Linked DNA regions of Homo sapiens: regions 1 and 2 are each linked to region 3. A link is an interaction called in ENCODE POLR2A ChIA-PET data of the cell type or tissue named here. Cell type or tissue: Panc1. All regions are shown on one strand. Each heading gives the region's core, and the rest is flanking DNA. Links, peaks and the distances in the headings are about the cores only.

Region 1 (7,778 bases), core at 1,358-6,357, 130 kb before region 3:
AGAACTCTTCTAAGATTTTGATTTGAAAAGTTATATTATTAATTGACTTTTTGGAACATTGTGAATTTTATTATATAGGATTCAGACCTAAGGATGTTATTAAGGGGACATTAATCTTTCATTTCATAACTTTATTTATGTGTGTATGTGTATATATATATATATATATATATATATATATATATATATATATTTATACAGACTTGGCAGTATTTTTGGTTTAGATTAACAGGACTAATTTTCAAAGGTCAGCCCTAAAGCAGATTGGCTTTTGTTTGCTTTACACATACTCACATATGAAAATATATAAATAGGCTGAACACAGTGGCTCACACCTGTAATCTCAGCACTTTGGGAGGCTGAGGCAGGCGGATCATGAGGTCAAAAGATCGAGACCATCCTGGCCAACATGGTGGAACCCCACCTCTACTAAAAATACAAAAATTAGCTGGGTGTGTGGTGCGCACCTGTAATCCCAGCTACTTGGGAGGCTGAGGCAGGAGAATCGCTTGAACCTGGGAGGCGGAGGCTGCAGTGAGCTGAGATCATGCTGCTGTATACCAGCCTGGTGACAGAGCAAGACTCCATCTCAAACAAACAAACAAAAAAAAAAAAAAATATATATATATATATAGAAACACACACATGTATACACAGAAGCCCATATATTCCTATAAGAAAAATACCATAAGTGATTTTTTAGCTCTTATTTACTCACTATAAGCATGATTTGCTTATAAATACTAAAAACAGACAGGCTCACAGTTACCTCATAATGATCTACTCATCCTGCCTTTGCTCGTTGATGTATATTTAGCAAAAGCCTGTGTGTAGAGGCAGTACTTTTGAAGTTGTATTCTCTAAAGTAAATTGATAGTATTCCCTATTCAGTATTTTCCTTTTCAGTTTGGCAGATAAGGTGTGTTTGAAAATTACTGTACTAAGAACATGGCTAGATTTATATCCTTGTACCAAGTTTATTAATTATCTAAGGACAGTTGGTAAATATAAAAGATACTAAACATTTTTCTTTAGGGTAGCTATTTTGTATCTTGGTCCATTGAACTTGGATTTGCAAGATATGTAACTTTATTTTTCTTTAAATAAACTCTATTAAGTTTTTTTTAGTACCTCCATTCGAAGAAAGGTGGAAAAATTAATCTCAATCAATTATACCACCTCCAAAGTTACATCTAAATTCTCTAGGGTGTTCAGGGTATAAAAGTATGAGGTAAGGGATTTGGGGACATTTTGTCCTAATTGTCACCACTGACATGTCCCATTTCCCCACCAGATCATTGGCCATTGGTTCATATAGGTCTCTGCAGCATCCATTCTTGTTTCTCATCCAGCTCCTGTCAGTTGTCTGGACTATGTCCATATTATTCTTGTACATGTATGAAACATTCTTCTCCTCTAAGCTATGGAGAACATGGTAAGGTTGTCACAGACCTGGCTGTACAGACACACTATGTGCACACCATTTCTACTCTTGTACCATGTGGGATCTCTTGCCACTTCCCTTAACTCTGCCCAAGATTGAAGACATAAGTTTTCACCGCCATTGGTCCCTAAAACTTCTTCTGGGATTCTGTCGTTTCCCACTCCTCTTTGTGACCCTCTTTTTTCCCCTTTCTGTCTCTGCCAGTCTCGCTCCAATCTCAGGGTATCATTCCTAATATTTGAGTGGTTAGAAGCATGGAAACTTTGCTCTTATCATATTTTCTTTTTATCAAGGTTGTAAATTCTTTTTTCCATGTGAACAGGTATGTCATTCCTTCCCAAGGTAGTAAACATAGAATGTTCTTCCTACCTGGATTGAGAGAAATTTTTTAATATAAATAAATGCAAGTGGTGAAATAAAATGGATAGACTTTGTCAGAGGAGCAAAAGAGAGGATAATTCTATTTAAAGAAAAAGCCAAAGAAGCATTAGGTAAAGCCAAAGACACAAATAATGGTAACCCACAATTAAAAAACAAAAAACCAAAGAAGTGACTTGGGAAATAGTAGAAGGAGAGATGAAAAAGAAGCATTGAAAAAAATCATGCAAGACCAACAAGAATCCCCAAATAAATGGAAGTCAAAGATTGCAGATTTACAGGAAAAGGGAAGAGTAATAAAGCTACCCAGCCTGGGTTTGCGATAGGGAAGGTACAGTTTCAGGGCAGGTAAACTAAATTTGATAGTGATGATGAATGTGATGGAGAATGGTGCAACTGAGCCAATGAAAAGAGCAAAAGAAGAAACAAAGAAGAACCTGCGCCACAAGGACAAAAAACAGAAAATGGTGCCAGAGACCAGTAGTTGAGTGCACAGATTTTTAAATTCATTTTAATTAGGTTTTAAGCTGCTTTTGTTTTGGGACTTTTAAAACAAAATCCAAATTAGGCCTACTATTCAATGTCCACCTGCAAGAAAGGAAAACTTTCAGGCCAGGTGTGGTGGTTCATGCCTGTAATCTCAGCACTTTGGGAGGCTAAGGCGGGTGGATCACTTGAGGTTAGGAGTTTGAGACCAGCCTGGCCAACATGGCAAAATCCCGTCTCTACTAAAAATACAAAAATTAGCCAGGCATGGTGGCGCACGCCTGTAATCCCAGCTACTCAGGAGGCTGAGGTGGGAGGATCGCTTGAACACAAGGTGGAGGCTGCAGTGAGCCGAGATCATGCCACTGCACTCCAGCCTGGGTAACAGAGTGAGACCCTGTGTAAAAAAAAAAAAAAAAAAAAAGACCCTTTTCACAAGATGGCGCCGAAAGCGAAGAAGGAAGCTCCTGCCCCTCCTAAAGCCGAAGCCAAAGCGAAGGCTTTAAAGGCCAAGAAGGCAGTGTTGAAAGGTGTCCACAGCCACAAAAAGAAGAAGATCCGCACGTCACCCACCTTCCGGCAGCCGAAGACACTGCGACTCTGGAGACAGCCCAAATATCCTCGGAAGAGCGCTCCCAGGAGAAACAAGCTTGACCACTATGCTATCATCAAGTTTCCGCTGACCACTGAGTCTGCCATGAAGAAGACAGAAGACAACAACACACTTGTGTTCCTTGTGGATGTTAAAGCCAACAAGCACCAGATTAAACAGGCTGTGAAGAAGCTCTATGACATTGATGTGGCCAAGGTCAACACCCTGATTTGGCCTGATGGAGAGAAGAAGGCATATGTTCGACTGGCTCCTGGTTACGATGCTTTGGATGTTGCCAACAAAATTGGGATCATCTAAACTGAGTCCAGCTGCCTAATTCTGAATATATATATATATATATATATATATATATATATCTTTTCACCATTTAAAAAAAATAGAAAGGAAGCTTTTTTGTTGTTGTTTAACTTGTCTTTTTTGTTATTCACATGAGAATTTTTTTGAATGTATAGTTCTATTTGTGTAATTTCAGATGATTCAATATCAAAAGGAAGATTCTTCCATGAAATTGCCTTTGTAATATAAGAATGTATTAGTACAAACTAAGAAAATATATGCTATATAAAAAGAGCAAAAACTTAGTTTATTTTTACCTTTTTGTGCCCAAAGCATTTGAGAATGAATTTTAAACTAGAATGTTGGCTATTGATTATGGGCCCTTCCCACAGATAATTTATCCTGTCTCCTAGGCTGGCCTTCTGTATTTACACAGGCAGCCTGGTAACATTAGAAAGAATTACTTGTCACAAAGCTTTTCAATACTATATGTAGACTGACTAAAATCAAGAGACTTACTGATTTCTTTGTATGAAAGTTGTGTGACGCTGGCAGGTCATATCTGTAAAACAGAAGCCACCTAAGGTCATTTCCAAACACTTAACCACCTTTGACTAAAACAACAACAACAACAACTACAACAAAAACTAAGAAAAGTATTAAATACTGGTAAGCTGAACATTTTAGATCTGTCCCTTTAACTTATGCATATACTGGCTTGATATGTCCCCCAACATCAGCCATGGAAAACAGAGCCTGGCTCTTCTGCTATAATGGCCATTTATACTGAAATTTGAGGTTATAGTGAAGAATTTAGAAGGATAACAAGTGGACAAAAAAAGTAAATCCTATGAAAATGATAGTACCTTTCTATTTTAAATTTCCTAATAATTTATAGCTAACTTAATCTCATAATAACCATGCTTATTTCAGAATTTTCTTGTCTAGATTTTAGAAATGGCAATAAGTAACTAATTATTTTCCTCCTAAGCTCTCAAATGAAAACCAGTTTTTCATATTTTTTCCTTTTAAAGAATAATGTAGATTCTCCAAACTTTTACTACTGATCTATTTTAGAGGAATGGCAGTGAGTCTACTCCTGTATAATGCAGCTCTCAAATTTTAATGTGTAATAAAATCACCTAGGGATCTTGTTGAAATGCAGATTGTAATTCAGTAGGGCTGGGTGGGTGGAGCCTGAAGTTATTTATTTCTAACAAGCTCTGCGAGGGATGTCAATGTTAATGGTCTGAGGACCACATTTGGAGGAACAGCGTTCTGGCTTGGTGGTATACTGTTGGGACTGTTCTAAGGTATTCCATACTACATATTGTAATTCCTAAAACTGTATAGAGAATCCAATACTAAATATAATAGGAAGACCAACAGATTTTAATAAATATATTACATTACCAATTATTATGAACAGTAATATATCTAGTTGTATGTTTAACACCACAGTGCCAATTAATGATTAATTTATTGTGAAAAAAATATGTTCTCTTATTGCACTCTTCTTTCAGACTTTTCAAAATTATTTGGATTATAGTTAGCTTCTAATTATAAGCTTTTCCTGTTTTGATGTTTGTGCTTTTACCCAATTTAGTAATAAAAATGTATCAAACATGGAAAAAATGGTGAGGCAGAGGAAGGATATTTATTTGATAATGAAAAATATTATCCCACCAGATTTATTTTTTATATTGCCCATCTTCTGATGGCTTCCAAGTATGCTTAATTAGAAAACTATTTTTGGTGAAAAAAGGGGATGGAAATTCTTATAATCTCTTTAGGATTTTGGGGTGCATATTTATGGTACTATTTCTAGATGTATATTTGGAATCTTTATTACTTCCTTTGGAAAGTTAATGAGGGCAGAGAGGATCTTTCTCCCTTCTCACTGTGGAAAATTCCAAACATACACAAAACTAGAAAATAATAGTATAGTGAGCCTCCATGTACCTATCAGCCAGCTATAACAATGATCAACTAATGACCAATCCTGTTTTCATCTGTAATTCTACCTCCCACCTTCATCCCTGCACTGGGTTATTTTGAAGCTAATCCCAGACATTATAATATATTATCCCTATTTTGATGATGGATAAATAAGTGTCCAGCCATTCTAGTGCCGTTACTTACTTAGTACAGAATCCAAAACTCCAACCACCCAGTAAATACTTATTGAGTACTTGTTCTGTGACACGTACTAGTCTAGGCTCAGCATATATAAAACACAACATAAACTTTTGGAGAAATTCACATTAGGTACTAGCTAGTTACGTAAGGCATGGTTACTCACTTCTACTTAAAAATTGCTAATTGCTTTCCATCATATTACTCGAGCTTTATTACCAAAAAAAAAAAAAAAAAAGAAGAAAGGAAAAGCCCACAGTAATCTGCTGGTCCTACTTCCTTTGCCTTACTGACTTAACCTTCCACTCACAACATGGCTTATCCCACCCAACCACAGTGGCCTCCTAGCTGTTACTTATTCCCTTTATGTTTACATCTCAAAATCTTTGTACTTAACATTCCCTTGGTCACACCTCTCCTTCAGATATTTGCATAACATATTACCTCACCTCTTTAAAATCTTCTCTGCCCTCATCTGCTTTCCAGCCTCTACATATTTTCCATATTCACATTTTTCACTAGTATTTAAGGGGTGGGAATTTCAAGGATCCTCTTGTTCTCTTCTGTATTAAGAATTAATATAGAATTTAGTGGTGGGAAGATAACTTAGCCTTTTGAAAATATCATTACTTATCAGCCTTTCAATGTATATCAATTATTTCCAAAAGAATGCTGAAATAATAGTTATTGTGATATTCTTTTCTTCTTGATATAATTTGTCATCACAAGAATGTAGGTGTATGCTTTTGTGATCATTTGTGTTTTGTACAAATGCCACCATGCCGCTTGGCTGTAGAACTATGATTTTGAAGAACTAGCAGCTAAAAGTTTTGATTACTGCAGATCTTACACTTTAATACTGTGTATGCCTCTGCTGAGTAATTCACTGAATTAGCATTTCTCCTCTTGCAGCAAGTTAAGATAAGCTTTTTGTGAGTCTGTGTCTTTTAAAATCTTGCCCTAGGTTATGCTTTGTCTACTTTATTTGTATCTGTTTCACTAAGATACAGTTTTTCAAAATACTACCTTGTTCTAGCAAGAGCTCAGTGAGGTTGGCATTCTCTTTCACTGCTTGGGTAAGTGTATAACTCTTTCTGGGAACATATATTAAGAAATTTATATATTTACATCCTCTGATTTCATATGTAGGAATCTAACTCAAGGAAATTTTTGTATGTTGATGTGTATATATAAATGTCTTTTGGTGGTAGAAATTATGAGGGTTTTCAGCTTCTCATTCTTTTCTATTTCTTCCACACTTCTTTAATGATCATCTCTTACTTTCTTACTTTTCTTTCTACTTACCTCCCCTCTTTTTCTCTGTTCCTCCCAGTACTTCATTGCTTGATTTCTCTGAGTATTAAAATGGTAGGCCAGGCGTGGTGGTTCATGCCTGTAATCCCAGCACTCTGAGAGCCAAAGCCAGAGGATCACTTGAGGCCAGGAGTTTGACACCAGCCTGGTCAACATTGTGAGATCCTGTCTCTACAAGGAAGAAAATATTGGGCAGGCATTGGTAGCTCATGCCTGTAGTCTCAGCTACTTATTAGACTGAGGTGAGAAGATGGTTTGAGCCCAGAAGTTTGAGGTTACAGTGAGCTATGATCATGCCACTGTAATCCAGCATGTGTAACACAGCAAGATCCTATCTCTTAAGAAAAAAAAAAAAAAAAAAAGATTAAATACAATCATGTATGAGGTTGGGGGGTTATATGGGAAATATCCGTATCTTTAGCTCAACTTTGCTGTGAACCTAAAACTGCTGTTAAAAAAAAAAAGAAGAAAAAAAGAAAAAAATACCTTTAGAGACATGGAGACAGACAGAGTGAGTGAGTCGTAGCTTCCAAAGAAGAGACTAAGATTTTGAGGAGATAATATCTGGTTCATATTAGGAACTCAGTAAATATTTTTGAATCATTGTATTGTTTTACTAAGCAAATGTTCCTATTTGAATGAAAAAGTAGGCTGTTGTAATTTGACTATGTCATACCACTTAAGAATCATGAAAACTACTCAGGTATCTAAGAAAGATGATGTATTTCTCTGGATAAATGAATTTTTTTTAGGACTGAAAGCATTTTTTCTATTAAGTGTGCATGTTTATGCCTAGCATTTATATGAAGCTACTAAATAAACTCTTTTAAAGAATCCTAATGTCATCCCCCAATGAATAGATTTGTCGCTGCTCTTCAGTGTACTTTTGCTATTAGCATATGTAGTTAGTTGTTTATTTCTTTTATTGCAAGAAGATGGCATTACTAAATTTCTGTAGATATTTTTTAAAGTATCTTATTCCTAAGAACTTCATTCTTACTTGTTCAATAATTGTTTGAATTGCCTTTTTGCTTTAAAGTATTATATTTTATCTTATAAATTACCATAGTATCCAAAATGGTTGTGCCCACGTCTGTTTTTCCACTGCATGGAATGAAGTGGTTTAAATCT
Region 2 (7,778 bases), core at 1,220-6,219, 640 kb after region 3:
CCAAGATTACAATAGTATAGAACGGGCTGGCAAACTTTTTCTCTAAAAGGCCAGAGATTTTCCTGCTGGCTGAACATGAAAAGAAAGAAAAGAAAAATACATAAATAGACAGAGTATATATTTTAGGTTTTGTGAGCCATATGGTCTCTGTCACAACTACTCAACTTTACTGTTATAACGCAAAAGTTCCACAGACAATATGTATAAACAAATGTAAAATGCGTTCAAAAAAACTTTATTTATAAAAGCAGGCAGCAGGCTGTATTCTGCCCATGGGTCATAGTTTGCCAACCACTGGCATAGGAAAAAAGATTACGACAAAAAAGTATCCATCAAAATAGACCTGCTAAATTTTACTATGACCGTGATATATTAGGTGAAAAATAAAAGCTATATACTATAATCCTAATTTTGTGTGTGGGGAGGGAGTATATATGTAATATATGTGTAATATATGTCATATATACTACATAACAAATATATGTAATATATACTACAGTATCAACCCCTTTACAGGGGTTGAGCTCTGTACAACACCTGATTGCAGGAGTGAGCCACCACGCTCGGCCCAATAATTACGATTTTTTTGAGAGCCTGGAGAAAACATAGTAGTGTTCTCTATGGTGGAAATGTTTACATATATACTCAGTTGATACTGGGTATATATGTAATATATACTACGTAACAAAAATGGCAACAAATTCTACTTATCTTTGTATATAAGCTCCCTTTCAAGGTTACTTTGTAGCTCTTCCTACCAAGATGTGAGCTTTACCCCTTGAGTCTGGATTTGGTCATGTGATTTGCTTTTGGTGACTGGAACATTAGCAAACCTGACACAAACAGACTCAAAAGGCATTTGTACACTGGGGCTTGTTCTCTTGCTGCTCTTGGAACCCTGAGGCCACCATATACATAAACCAGAATTAGCCTGCTAGATGATGAGAGAGACCCACCTCATGGTCCCAGCTGACTACCAATCAACTCCCTGAAGCAGGGCTGCCTTGCTGACTTACAGCTGACCTGCAGTTGACCACAGACACATGAGTAGGCCACCTGAGATCAGCAGAAGAAATGCCCAGCTGAGCCCACCCTAAATTGCTGACCCCCACAACAGTAAGCTAAATAAATGGTTGGTTTGTTACAGCAACAGATAACATTGCATGTGTGTGTGCACGCACATGTGCGCACTTAAGAATAGACAGCAGGCAGAATATCAGGGGTTGATATTGAGGAGACAGTTTAATTAAGGATTAATGTTAATAATTTAAGTACACATTTTGGTGGTTCCCAAATTTTCTCTTAGATGATGCTTTTATATTCAGAAAAAAGTTATTTAGAAATATAAAATTTAATTCAATATAAAAGAGTATTTTTCATTATTTCCACTAAATATTGAAAGTCTAAAAATATGGACATCTTGACCTGATGTATTTAAATGAACTGATAGATTTTACTTTCTAACAGAGAGTTTGGAGATAAATAGTTACAGGTACATAGGAAACTAAGCAAAGGACAAGACAACTACTAGCACCAAAAAAAATAAATACTGGTTTGGGGAAAGAACTGTAATAAGTTTAAATATTTATAGAATTATAACAATACAAATACCAAATGCTGGCAGGCTGAAGGGTAGAAGTAATGAGAAAGGAGAAAAGAATAGGAGGAAGACAACAGAAAGTATCTAAAACCGAAAACTCAAGAGAAAAGCAAAATATGCATGCTACTTCAAAAACTATCAGAATACAAAGGATAAATAATTGAAAATTATTTACTTCAGATAGTGGGAATTGGTGAATAATAGAATTAGGGCAGGGGTCTACTGCTTTTCTGTTTGAAGCCAAGTGGAATTCTTTGACATATTTTTTCACACATACTGTTAAAAAAAAAAAATTAAAGAGAAAAAAAAGTCCAGGAACCAATCCAAGTACATATAACAATTTAGTACATGATAACAGCAAAACTTCAAAACTGGAAAAATGATTAAGTGACACTGGGACAACTGATCAACTATTTGGGAAAATATGCAATTAGAGCCTGACCTCATACATGCATGAAAATAAATCCCATAAACAAGAGAGTTAAATGCACAAACAAAACTGTAAAAGAACTATTAAAAATATCCTTATAAATTTATAGAAACGGATCTAGAAAGATCCTCATGAAAGTGTTCATGGTGTTTCCTTCTGGAAAGCAGAAAGGGAGATGGGGTTAACATAAGGGAGAACATTTTAATTTTTATTCTGTATTGGTTTTTATAATGTTAAAGGTTTTTCAAAAAATGTTATTACTCTTTTTTTTTTTTTTTTTTTTTTGAGACAGGTTTTGCTCTGTCACCCAAGCTGGAATGCAGTGGCATGATCACAGCTCACTTTAACCTCTACCTCCCGGGCTCAAGCAATCCTCCTGCCTCAGCCTCCTGGTAGCTGGGACCACAGGCATGAGCCACCACACCAAGCTAATTTTGTTTGTTTGTTTTTTGTAGAGACAGGGTCTTGCTATGTTGCCCAGGCTGATCTCAAACTCCTGGGCTCAAGTGATCCACCTACCTCAGCCTCCCCAAGTGCTGGGATTACAGGCATAAGCCATCATGCCTGGCCAAAAACTATTTTTAAATCTGCATTAAGTCACCTGTATTTAACAATACTGTCATACCCTCTTAGGTATAAGGATCTGAGTAAAAATTGTAAGCTACAAGAAACAGTGGTGAATCATACATCTACTTAACTATGGCCATTTTTTTCATTCATTTATTCAACAAATAATACAAGTAGCTACTAGGTGCAGGCTCTGTGCCAGATGCTGGTTATAAAAAACTGAAAAAAAGAGACATTACACTTGTCCTTATGGTCAGTCTGGTAATGAGACAAACAAAACAAAAAACAGTTAAACCTACAAATAAATAAATAATTATAAATTTGGGTAAGCATTGTAAATGCTTAGATTTGGTGTTGAGACACTAAAAAAGGGACGAATCTTGAATAAATAACCTGCATGGTAATGCATATAATATGACCTGTAACAGTATAAAAATGAACTGTCATCAAAAAGTCATCTGGAAGAGTTTATTCAGAGACAGAATAGTGAGGTGGTTTAGAGGATCAATTCCAGAGCCAGACTGCCTGGGTTTTAATCCAGCTTCTACTCACCAGGTTTGTGACATGAACAAGTTATTCAAATACTCTGTGGCTCAGTTTCCTCAGCTATAATTGCGGAAAATATTAATACCTTCCTGATACGGTTGTTATAAAGATTGAGTTAAATTCTTTTATTTTGAAAACTGTCAAACCCAAAGAAAAGTTAAAAGAACATGACAATAAGCATCAACTCACATGAACCTGTATTTGCCAGGTGAATTAATATTTCTAAAGTGCTTAGCAGAGTGTCTGGCACATAACACAGTAAGCACCAGTATCAGCATATATATGCAGTTATGTTAAATAGCTATTTTAAATAAAAGTAAATTAAAACCATAAAGTAAAAGAAAGAAGGGTAGGAAGGAAGGAAATAAAAATGGGGTATGGGAGGAAGAAAAAGGAAGAAAAATAGCCTAAGGATCGCCCCAGTGTTAACACTTTGTAAGAAGGTCAACAGCGCACTCTGCTGGACCCAAGTGTCTTCCACACACCAGGCCCAAGTTATGAATTAAAATAATATGCTACTGCTACATTAAATCAAATATAATTACTTTAATTAAAGTATATAAAGAATGTTAGCATTTATTTAATGAATAAATAAAAAGCAGGTATAAGCATAAGAATATATCTGAAGACAACCCTGGCTATTGTGAGGATTTACTAAAAAAAGAACAGAATATAAATAAATCTAGAGAAAATGATTATGAATGATAGAACAAAGTAATATCAAAACGTTAACATACTATTCTAAAAAACAATGTTTTTCTTAACTATATTTTGACCATGTGGAGACAGATGCTTCACTAGAACTTTGACATATGAATTGTCAGATTAAGAAAATAAATCTGAACTGTAAGGAAAGGGATCAAGCAGGGGACACCAGAAAGTTAATTATATAAGAAAAGGTACTGACACTATCTTCCGACTTGAAAAGAGAGTTAGGAGACTAGAAATGATAGAAAAATAAAGAGACAACAATCTACTTCTCCAATCCACTAGGTGGAAACTAAATGATTTTCATAAAAACTAAGAAAATTTGAAGAACCTAAAAAGTTTAATGTCAAATTCAGGGGAAAACAGAAATCATCAAACTAATTTACCATTTAATTTATGGAAGAAGGTTTGTCAAAAGTAATGCAACTGCAGATTTGAAAAACGTGAAGACTAAGACACACCTTTGCAGGGATGAGAATTAAACCATTAATTTATGAATCCAAATAAATATTTCTATTTAAAAAATACTGTACTCCCTAGTATCATATAATAAAAAGCAAGATAGGAAAAGCGTCCTTAGAATTTAAAGGTGTTAGAATTCAATTAGATATAACGTATCTCCTGACCTCGTGATCCGCCCGCCTCAGCCTCCCAAAGTGCTGGGATTATAGGAGTGAGCCACCATCCTGGCTAACACGGTGAAACCCTGTCTCTACTAAAATATAAAAAATTAGCTGGGTGTGGTGACGGGCGCCTGTAGTCCCAGCTACTTGGGAGGCTGAGGCAGGAGAACGGTGTGAACCCAGGAGGCGGAACTTGCAGTGAGCCGATCGCGCCACTGCACTCCAGCCTGGGCGACAGAGCGAGACTCCCTCTCAAAAAATAAATAAATAAATAAATAAATAAATAAATAAATAAATAAATAAAGCATCATTAAATCTAGTCTCCCATTCTTTTTCCTTCCATATGAAGGAACTGGTTTTCACAAAAAAGTTACTTACCCAAGTCTATCAATTTACCTTATTCAAGATTATTACAAGGTCTAGATTAAAATACAACAGATAAAATGTGAGGCATTTTGGTCTGAAGAAAAAAGCAAAAATAAAAAAATATAAAAAAAAGTGAGGCATATGATCTGTCAGCATAAGAAAAGTTCTAATATATGGACTACTTTTTTTTCAATTACTTTATCCAAAAGTTTTGGCAATAAACTCATTTCAAAAGCTGCTGTATAATAAATATTAAAACTTACGACATTAATACACATGAAACTATTTTTCTTCTACTTTTCATGAAACCACCTATCCCAAAATCTACAGAAAATACTTTTATGATTTATAATAAGTCACTTTGCAAAGACTAAGAAATGTTACAGCAGAAACCAAAGTAATTTCCTACAAGGAAAAATATTTACTCCCCTATGACACCCAAAAATCCCATTTTTTAAATAAATTACCTCTACTCATATCCCCATTATTTTTTCTTATATTACATTCTTGGAAATAATTAGTCCTTGTTCTCTGAAAACCTAGATGTATTATTTAATGCTAGAAATCCATGAGAAATTTACTAAAAATTTACTTAACATACAAAAAGGAGAAACATTCATGCTCACTAAAACTATACATTTTATAATAATTATATTTCTATTATAAGTACTTATCCTATTTTTATGTTAGGAAGAAAAAAATAAAGTTGAAAATACAAATCATTTTACCTATGTATTTTTGGGTTTTTTTTTCCCATAACCTTTCAGAAAGCACATAAAATTACTTTATACGTCATGTTTTTCATCATAGACTACCATGAAAAGAAACAAATATTAGAGCTCAACCATATGTTCTTTGCATTGCAAAAGTGCTTTGATGTCTGTTAAATTTACTTTATGCATGTTTAATTAGTATGACATATATCTCTTACATCTTCTTGCAAACAAAAATTCAGTGTCACACTAGTGAAATGTTATCATTTGAGGGACTAGATTTAATTGAGAGATTTAACTTGTTCAAGAAGTTTTCAGACTTATGAGAAATTGTCAGAGGCCTATATCTTAATGTTATGAGTAATAAATCACCCACTTATGAAAAATTATTCCATTTCTAGAGATATGTAGAGTTATACCACCTAAAGCCAAGGAAGAAAATATGCAATTTCTAGCTTAAAAATAAAACAGATATAAAGATACAGATATACAATTATAGATACAGCTATATTTTACCAATGAGCAGACCATAATCAATGATCAACATATATCAGCATACTACATAACCAAAAGGAGAAATCAATCAAAGCATTAGGCTTAAAATTAAGGTACTCAACCAAGGGCACAGTAGATGTGCTTATGGTCAAGCGGTTTAGACTCAAAAGATTTCAGCCATAAACATCTTCAACAGATATCAAAAGAATTTTTGGCCAGGTTCCGTGGCTCACGCCTGTAATCCCAGCACTTTGGGAGGCCGAGGCAAACAGATCACCCGAGGTCAGGCGTTCAAGGCCAGCCTGGCCAACATGGTGAAGCCTCATCTTTACTAAAAATACAAAAATGAGCTGGGCGTGGTGTCAGGTGCTACTTGAGAAGCTACTCAAGAGGCTGATTTAGGAGAATCACTTGAACCCAGGAGGCAGAAGTTGCAGTGAGCCGAGATCGCCCACTGCACTCCATCCTGGGTGACAGGGGAGACTCCGTCTCAAAAAAAAAAAAAAAAAAAAGAAAAGGAATTTTCTACTAAACTCTAAACCTAACTCCTCAAAATTTATAATGTTGATCAGTATTATCAACAATAACATTAATAATAGCTTTCAGCAGCATTTAAAAATAAGAACTACAAGGCCAGGTGCAGTAGCTCACACCTATAATCCTGGCATTTTGGGAGGCCAAGGCAGGTGGATCGCTTAAGCCCAGGAGTTTGAGAGCAGCTTAGGCAACATAGCGAAACCTTGTCTCTAAAAAAGTTAACCAAATAAATAAAATGAAAATAAGAACTACATATTACTCCAAGCAACCTACAGATTCAATGTAATCCCTATCAAAATACCAATAACATTCTTTACAGGAATAGAAAGAACAATCCTAAGATTCATATGGAACCACAAAGACCCTGAATAGCCAAAGTAATAGTATGCAAAAAGAAAACTGTAGGCACCACGCTATGTACTACACAAAGCTATAGTAACCAAAACAGAATGGTATTAGTATAAAAATAGACACATAGACCAATGGAACAGAATAGAGAACCGAGAAGTAAATCCAGGTATTTACAGTTGACTGATTTTCAACAAAGATGCCAAGAACACATATCGGGGAAAGGACTCCCTCTTCAATAAATGGTGCTGAGAACACTGGATGTCCATATGCAAAAGGAAAAAACTAGATCCCTCTCACCATCTACAAAAACCAACTCAAAATAGATTAAAGACTTAAACATAAGACCCAAAACTATAAGACTACTAGAAGAAAACATAGGGCAAAAGCTTCAGGACACTGATCTAGGCAGATTTTATGGGTAAGAATTCAAAAGTACAGGCAACAAAAACAAAAATAGACAAATAGGACAGTATCAAACTAAAAAGCTTCTGCACAGCAAAGGAAACAACAGAGTATAGAGACAACCTGTAGAATGGGAGAAAATATTTCCAAACTATTCATCTGAGAAGGGACTACTATCCAGAATATACAAGGAACTCAACAGCAAAAAAAAAAAAATCTGATTTTAAAATAGGCAAAGGGTGTGAATAAACATTTCTCAAAAGATACATAAAGCCAACAAGAACATGAAAAAATGCTGAACATCACTAATCATCAGGGAAATATAAATCAAAAGCACAATAAGATATCATCTCACTCAGTTAGAATGGCTTACTATCGAAAAGACAAAAAAAAATAACAAATGTTAGTGACGATGTGGAGAAGAAACTCATATACTATTA
Region 3 (7,778 bases), core at 1,382-6,381:
TGGCCAGGTGCGGTGGCTCACGCCTGTAATCCCAGCACTTTGGGAGGCCGAGATGGGTGGATCACCTGAGGTCCGGAGTTTGAGACCAGTCTGACCAACATGAAGAAACTCCGTCTCTACTAAAAATACAAAATTAGCTGGGTGTCGTGGCGCATGCCTGTAATCCCAGCTACTCTGGAGGCTGAGGCAGGAGAATGGCTTGAACCCGGGAGGTGGAGGTTGCTGTGAGCCGAGATCGTGCCATTGCACTCCAGCCTGGGCAACAAGAGCGAAACTCCATCTCAAAAAAAAAAAAAAAAAAAAAAAAAAAAGATTGAATTTTTGAAAACCTAGTCATATTCTGCTTATAAAAAAAGTACAAGCCGGGCGTGGTGGCTCACACCTGTAATCCCAGCACTTTGGGAGGCTGAAGTGGGCGGATTGCTTGAGGTCAGGAGTTGGAGACCAGCCTGGCCAACATCACGAAACCCCGTCTATACTAAAAACACAAAAATTTGCCGGGCCTGGTGGTGGGCACCTGTAATCCCAGCTATTTGGGAGGCTGAGGCAGGAGAGTCACTTGAACCCAGGAGGCACAGGTTGCAGTGAGCCAAGATCGTGCCACTGCACTCCAGCCTGGGTGACAGAGCGAGACCCTGTCTCAGAAAAAGAAAAGAAAGGAAAGGCAGGGAGGGGAGGGGAGAGGAGGGGAATCTGCAGATTGTGCTATTAGCTCGTATTAGTGGTGTCAAATTTTAAGTCAGATTCTGCTGTAAGCAACAAATGGCTTCATTCTTTCCTCACTATTACAAATGCGAGACAGAGAAAGAAAACATGGCCTTGTAATGTCACAGACTTTGTCATTGGTTAACCCGAGTTCAGAGAGGCTTCCAAATCACATCAGTTAATTCCCCCAGCAAGTGAAAGCTGACTGAAATTATGAGCTGCCTTTAAAGCAATTCTAGCCCTCAAGCTTGTGAGGAGTCATAAAGATATACTAACTAAGCCGGGCGCAGTGGCTCACTCCTGTAATCTAGCACTTTGGGAGGCCAAGGCGGGTGGATCACCTGAGGTCGGGAGTTCGAGACCAGCCTGGCCAATATGGTGAAACCCTGTCTCTACTAAAACATACACAAATTAGTCAGGTGTGGTGGTGGGCAACTGTAATCCCAGCTACTCAGAAGGCTGAGGCAGGAGAATCACTTAAACCTGAGAGGCAGAGGTTGCAGTGAGCCGAGATTGTGCCATTGCACTCCTGCCTGGGCAACAAGAGCAAGACTCTGTCTCAAAAAAAAAAAAAAAAAAGATATACTAACTATGTGACTCTTAGATTCATAGGCTAAATTTCCTTTTGGATTGTTTTTCAAAGACTGAAAATGCCTATATTAGGAAATATCTTCACTTTCCATCTCCAGCTCCCCTATTTGTCAGTTCTTCTATTCTGACCCCTAAGATGTGGTTCACATTTTAATTACAGTTACATATGGCAGTCTCCATCCACCATAGCCAGCCAGCCTGCAGGCTTGAAGAGAATGAAGGAGAGCCTAATACTGCCTTCTTTCTGACAAGCTCTCATGGAGCTTTCACAGTTAAGACTCTGTCGATCTGTTGCAATGACTGAAGTGTCCTGTAAATGATCACTTATTACAAATGTTCAGGTAGATGTGTCACTTTAAGCATTAACAATTTATTTTTAACTACATTTCTTTATTCTTTACATATACCAATTGTGCTTATGCCCAGAAGGACTGGATACAGTATGTGAAAGCTGTAAAAATTGGCTGTTCATTCTCTTCTCATTTAACCGCAGATGAAATATTGGTTGTCCAGGATAAATCATCCTTAATGGGATATTTATACTCTTTCCACCAAACACTGTGCATCTCTCCACCAGCCGTACTCTCCCTATTTCCTTTTATTTTCCCAGACAAGGTCTCATTCTGTTGTCTAGGCTGGTGTGCAATGGTGCAATCATGGCTCACTGCAGCCTCAACCTCCTGGGCTCAGGTGATCCTCCTACCTCAGCCTCCCAAGTAGCTGGGACTGTAGGCATGAGCCACCATGCCCTGCTAAACTTTTCTTTTTCTTTCTTTTTTTTTTTTTTGTAGAGACAGGGTTTTGCCATGTTGCCCAGGCTGGTCTCAAACTCCTGTGCTCAAGTGATCCGCCCACCTTGGCTTCCCAAAGTGCTGGGATTACAAAGGTGTGAGCCACCGCACCCGGCCCCCCTCGTTTTTTAAAGATGGAATTTCTCTCTCTTTCTCAGGCTGGACTCAGACTCCTAGACTGAAAGCTATCCTCTCACCTCAGCCTCCCAAGTAGCTGAGACTTATTTATAAACTTTCCAGTTAATTGTGACTACAGTTATGCACAGATTAAACATAGGTTTATTCTGGTTGGTAATGATCATAAAGAATGATCTGACTGGCTATCTTTGGGAATGATTGTTTGTAGACTGTAGTAAAGATGAAAAGTCCAAACTGATTTTTATCTTTTTGTGCTGTTAAAGTATAAGGATCTAGAATTTTTATTTATGGACATTGATGTCAGAAGCATATGTAGGTAGTTTTAAAACTGAAAATATAGCTTGTTTTTACCTCTCATCTAACTTTGGAGACCACAGTCGCCTTTGCAGATCTATCTAGACAACTTCTGAGGTTTATTCAAGCCTCATTTGTTGCTGCTCTAAATTCTTGCTCTGACCCTATCTGAAATCAGTGTAGTCTGAACTACTAGAGAGACGTTATTCCGTAACACAGTGAATCTCAGAATTTATTTTTTCAACTGATACTTCCAGCTCTGGATTCTGTGACATTTGCCCAAAGGGAAACACCGGTCCCTTGGATTACACTGTGCATCCATTGTCTGAACTGTCACAGCAATAGCGCGTAAAGCTGTTTGCATAGCGTGCTAACTCTATCAGGGTCATTTCCAGTCTGTGGCCGCTAAAAATGAAAACCATGCCCCAGCCGGGACAAGAACAGGGTCAACAGCTGGCAAAGGATATGGCAATCATTTATATAAATATGCTTTCTCAAGCCCACAAAAACAAAAAACCCCAACCCAACAGCTGGGAAGGGTTGGAAGTAGCCCCAAGGCTGGTTAGTCCCCTTCCAGATGGGGAGGTTAGACTGGGGCTAGCCAGACTGCTCCACATAGACTTCCGATTCGAATTAGAAATGAAAAGAGGAGAGGAAAGGGAAAAGGAAGAAAGCCTACAAGCATGACTGCTCTGCTTTTCACCTAACTTAATCAAATAAGTGAAGACTTTCTGAGACGGAAGGCTTGCATTTATCGGCATTCATGCTCCGTTTTTTCTGTTTATCATAGGGTCTAATACACATTTTAACTGCTGAAACAGAAAGCATATATGCTCTAAAGTATAGTTTATATATAATGTCATGGTTATTTGTAGAGAGATTGAAGAACCGGTCTCAGATTTATGTCCTGTTTACATCTCCCAAACACTTATGTAGAACATTCAATGCTAGAGAAGATAATAATTGTGGTGTTGGCTCACTCCCAGAATTTTATCCAAGGGATAGGGTTCATTTTTGTAATTTGATTTACTTCATAATACATCGTTATTGCACATCTAATATATCCAACAGAATAACAAATACCGTTTTCCTGGGTTCACCTTAAGGTTGCATACCATGAGGCAAAGTATTATTTTTGTAACCTGTTGATGCTTCAAGAGGCAAAGGTGAAGAGTATATGACTTTCAAACTCTTCCAAGAGTGACATAGTAAAATAAAAGACACCACAGTGATGAAGAAAAAATTTGTTCTCATTATCTAGAAAAGGGCCGCTTCTTCCTAATAATGGAGAGTTCTGCTGAAGCCAAATTGAATGGCAAGCAGCACTTTCTTCCTCTCCAGTCTTACGTTTGCTTAAGGAAAAGCTTACATAATGAATACATTTATAGGTGTAGGATGAGCTCATGATATCAGAATCCATAAAGATATATAAATTAGGCTCTTTTGCCAACATTGAGGCATTGTCTTAGAGAATCTTCTGCTTTGACATAGAAGTTAGGTAATGCATTTTCCTTCTTGTAATGATCTGCCTGAAACAAACATTTAGCCTTACTCGTGGAATGTCAAAACTAGAAGGAACTGTAGTGATCATCTCAGATACCTCCTCTAATGAGTAGTAAAGATCAGAAAGTTAGAATGTGCACAGGGAGGATGCTGTGGACCCCTCAATCAGGTATACATCTTCCAACTATATACACACAGAGGACCCTATACTGAGAAAGAATAGTGCCAAGCCAGTCTGGATAAAGACCCTCGGGAGACCTGAATTATCAAAGCTATCTGCTGATCCCTCAAACACTCAGATTTACTGTGTAATTGTATAAAGTAAATTTCCCACTTTGTTCTGTGGCCCTATAGTATCAAAACAAATGTTTCTCAAGCATCAACACTTTATTAGAAATTCTCATGACTTCTAGATGTGGTTTTGGTCATTTCCATAGATAAGTAATAAGATGAGTGTGTTAGGTGTTGGCTCTGAAAGTCTATCCCATCTATCTATATAGTAATGAATATTAGATTTTAAGCTTGTTGGGGGCAAGAAAAGTAGGTCATCTTCATGTTTATATCCACTGAGTCTGGCACATATGAGTACTTAGTGGATGTTTGCTGATATGCGATTAAGATAAAGTGCAAGATATGTTTTTTTTTTTTCTTTTTTTTTTTTTGAGACGGAGTCTCACTCTGTCCCCCAGGCTGGAGTGCAGTGGCCCAATCTCAGCTTACTGCAAGCTCCACCTCCCAGGTTCATGCCATTCTCCTGCCTCAGCCTCCCAAGTAGCTGGGACTACAGGCGCCAGCCACCACACCCAGCTAATTTTTTGCATTTTTAGTAGAGATGGGGTTTCACCGTGTTAGCCAGGATGTTCTCGATCTCCTGACCTCGTGATCCACCCGCCTCGGACTCCCAAAGTGCTGGGATTACAGGCCTGAGCCACTGTGCCCAGCCCGATATGTTGATTTTCAAATAATTCATTAATTTAAGTATTTTCTTCTATAATAGCTACAACAATTTTATACTAAAACTTTTGGGGGGAAGGGCCATTACCTTAATTTACACAATAGATCAGTTAAGTTTTGCAAGAAGGTGAAAGTAGACAAACATGTTTTTGACACATTGTTATTGCTATTCCTGCGGTCTTTGATTCTGACCCATTTTTAGCTTCTGTGCATTTACTTTTAGTTAATCTGTTTGATTTGAATACACTGTTCAGTTAGTCTCAAACACTTTCTTAGCATTTATCTTCAAACCTTAAGTGTAAAAATGAGACAGAGGCTTAGAGGTGTCCTCGGAATTTTAGAACTAACGGTTTAATTTCCTGACTCTTAGAGTCCAAATGTTTTCTTAGATTGATGTGGATTGGTTTAACGTAATTGGAAGTTTGAAAGGTACATGTTTCTAAAGCTTTTAAGATAATGATACTTAGAAATCACTGATTGTTCCTTGATGATGAATGCCTTTAATATATGTTTACAAGCTCCAAAACTTTTAATATATCTTACCATACTCTGATTACTAGAAATATATAAATGAAACCAACATTTCTCTATCCTGGAAAAAAAGTGTCCAGTAGAGTCTGTCCTTCCTGAGCTTAGTTAAAGCAATTCTTGTATCTTTGTTTTATATTTTTTAACCTTTTCCAATCCTTAATACATTTGTGGTCTTACTGGGATATGCCAGGAAGAAATTTCTTCCTTCTATTTCTTCTCCCTCTTTTTAGCTGTCTACTGTATACCATGTAGAACCACAAAATGCATGTTTTTATCTGTTCTGTTGTGTAGAATGTATATGCTGCCAGCCAGCCTTACTCTTTCCTCTCTACACTGCCACAGCTACAACTGCTTCCCTGTCAAACATTAGAAAAACACAGGTGGGCACCTAGTGCATGGTGTTACAGTAAAGACAACTCGACATCATACTGACTACAAATTACCTCCCCTAGTTTAAAGGCAAATAGTAGCTATCACAACCAAATTTAGAATGTGACACCATTGTTTAGGTGTATGTGATTCATTTTTATTATCTAATCACATATTTTTTTCCCTTCTAATTTGTGCCCTGACTGCACCTTGTGAAAGGTTAGAACTGGGATAATAACTGTGATGAACAAGTTATTCAAGAAATACTTGCAAGGTGGACAATGTTAACTTTGAACAGTGAACACAAAGGGTAATGAATTACTAATACCATAGTTCCCTTCTCAAACAGCAGTGACAGCTTAATTTTGATAGGATCCCTATGATCTTTGTAAGCGTATTCATGCCAGGAATGTTGTCCTCAGCAATAGATCCTATCTCTATCCCTTTTCCAAAAGCCCGGTAAAGTTAGTTTGCTTAAAACTACCTGAAAATGTCTTTCTAGACATCCACCTTACTGCAGGGCCCTAGGGTCATAACCTCTTAACCTTACGGGTTATAGGTCTCTTGCTTTTTGATCTTTCTTGGTTCTTTAGTTTTTGCCTACTTCCTCCACAACATTCAAGCCTTGTTATATAAGGAAATTGGAAACACCAATTTTGGATGAGATAAGTTACCCTTTCTTCCAGAATAATCCAAAAAGATGATTTTAAATAGAAACATGCTTGGGAAAAATTTAGCAAAACTACAGCATCCTGTCTAAGCCAGTTTGAAGTTGCCCCCCTTCATTTCTTATCCTCTTTATAAAAAACAAAACAAAACCAACTTAGAACTTACTGTTGACTTAGTGATAAAGTTTTTATTCAGGTCCCAAAGGCAGCTTGCTTGAGACATCAGAAGGAGTCAGAGTGGTCTGAGCGAATGAGAAGGAGATTAATATTAATACAATTAGTTAGTTAGCTTATTATTCTTGCCTTACTGGGCAGTACACTGTTTGATAATAGTGACAACTAACATCAATTTGGCACTTACTATTGACAAAGCATTATTTATTATTTTATAGCCATAGCAACTTGGTAAAGGAGAGATTATTATTCTTATTTCATAATAAAGGAACCTGAGCTTCAGAAAGGGCCCTCGGCTTGCCGAAGGCCGTATGGTAAATCAATGACCGAGCTGGTGTGGAATGTTAGCCTCCTGGATCCTGATCGTTCAGCCTCCGAAACATTCCTACTGAAGAGGCATTAGGACTAGAGCGTATTTCTTTTGATTATCAATGCGGGTGGTAGTGAGGTATCCTCAGCTGTTTGGCTGGCTCTCTTATTATATTAGTATCTTTTTACTATTATCTTGCTTCTGTTTCAGCCAAAATTTGGATTTTGTTTCTTTGCCACACCCATAGGATCAGGTACAGTTAACCTGTTTGAGCCTAATAATCAAGTATTGTACTGAAATTCCAAATAGAATTGGAAAATGTACTTTTTTGATGGGCTACCTTTCCTCTTTCCTGCCTCATCCAAACAGTCTCCATTAGAAATAATAAAAACCCTCATAGGATTTTAAAGCCAAGTTAGCAGCCCTGAGTCAGGACAGGTGTTTATTTTTAATTCATACTCAGAAAGCACTGTTTACCCATTTACCAGACAGAGCAAGAAAGGACAAATAGTATATATAAAAAAAAAAAGAATTATAGGTCATACAGTTGTCTTTTCATTCCATAAAAATTAGGAGGTCTCTTTTAAAACATTAAGATAATGTTGAAATAAATACATTTTAACCCGAACCTAAAACCAAACAATGACAGGAATATTTCTCCTTAAATGCAGACTACCTGGCATTCGCAGGTATCTGCTAGAGGCAAAGTCAGAACGAATGAGGAGGCCTGCAGACAGTAATCATACTTCC

What was found. ChIA-PET counts read pairs that join two places held together with the same protein. Peaks named below come from ENCODE experiments on the same cell type or tissue, not always from the same donor. Only the 100,000 strongest peaks of a DNase experiment are listed, where the experiment ranks them.
Region 1: POLR2A ChIA-PET joins it to region 3 with 8 read pairs; 6 of 35 experiments call an interaction of 5 or more read pairs at or near these places.
Region 2: POLR2A ChIA-PET joins it to region 3 with 11 read pairs; 1 of 35 experiments calls an interaction of 5 or more read pairs at or near these places.

Annotation. Positions count from the first base shown.
Region 1 is chr17:61,067,124-61,074,901 of GRCh38, forward strand. The region is part of intron 19 of BCAS3 (BCAS3 microtubule associated cell migration factor); the gene reads left to right. BCAS3-AS1 (BCAS3 antisense RNA 1) reads right to left here. Exons shown (of 6, transcript NR_186507.1): 3 at 3,717-3,759; 4 at 2,882-3,000. It also overlaps the pseudogene RPL23AP74. Among named protein-coding and RNA genes, the nearest start is that of BCAS3-AS1, 65 kb to the right of the region's middle. In Panc1, for the core only: no CTCF peak of the experiment used is centred there; no DNase peak of the experiment used is centred there; H3K27ac peaks cover 354 bases.
Region 2 is chr17:61,833,816-61,841,593 of GRCh38, forward strand. The region is part of intron 6 of BRIP1 (BRCA1 interacting DNA helicase 1); the gene reads right to left. Among named protein-coding and RNA genes, the nearest start is that of BRIP1, 26 kb to the right of the region's middle. In Panc1, for the core only: CTCF peaks have their summits at 3,593 (motif pointing left) and 3,796; a DNase peak (open chromatin) is centred at 3,533.
Region 3 is chr17:61,193,475-61,201,252 of GRCh38, forward strand. All of the region lies in intron 22 of BCAS3 (BCAS3 microtubule associated cell migration factor), which reads left to right. Among named protein-coding and RNA genes, the nearest start is that of BCAS3-AS1, 61 kb to the left of the region's middle. In Panc1, for the core only: no CTCF peak of the experiment used is centred there; no DNase peak of the experiment used is centred there; H3K27ac peaks cover 4,073 bases.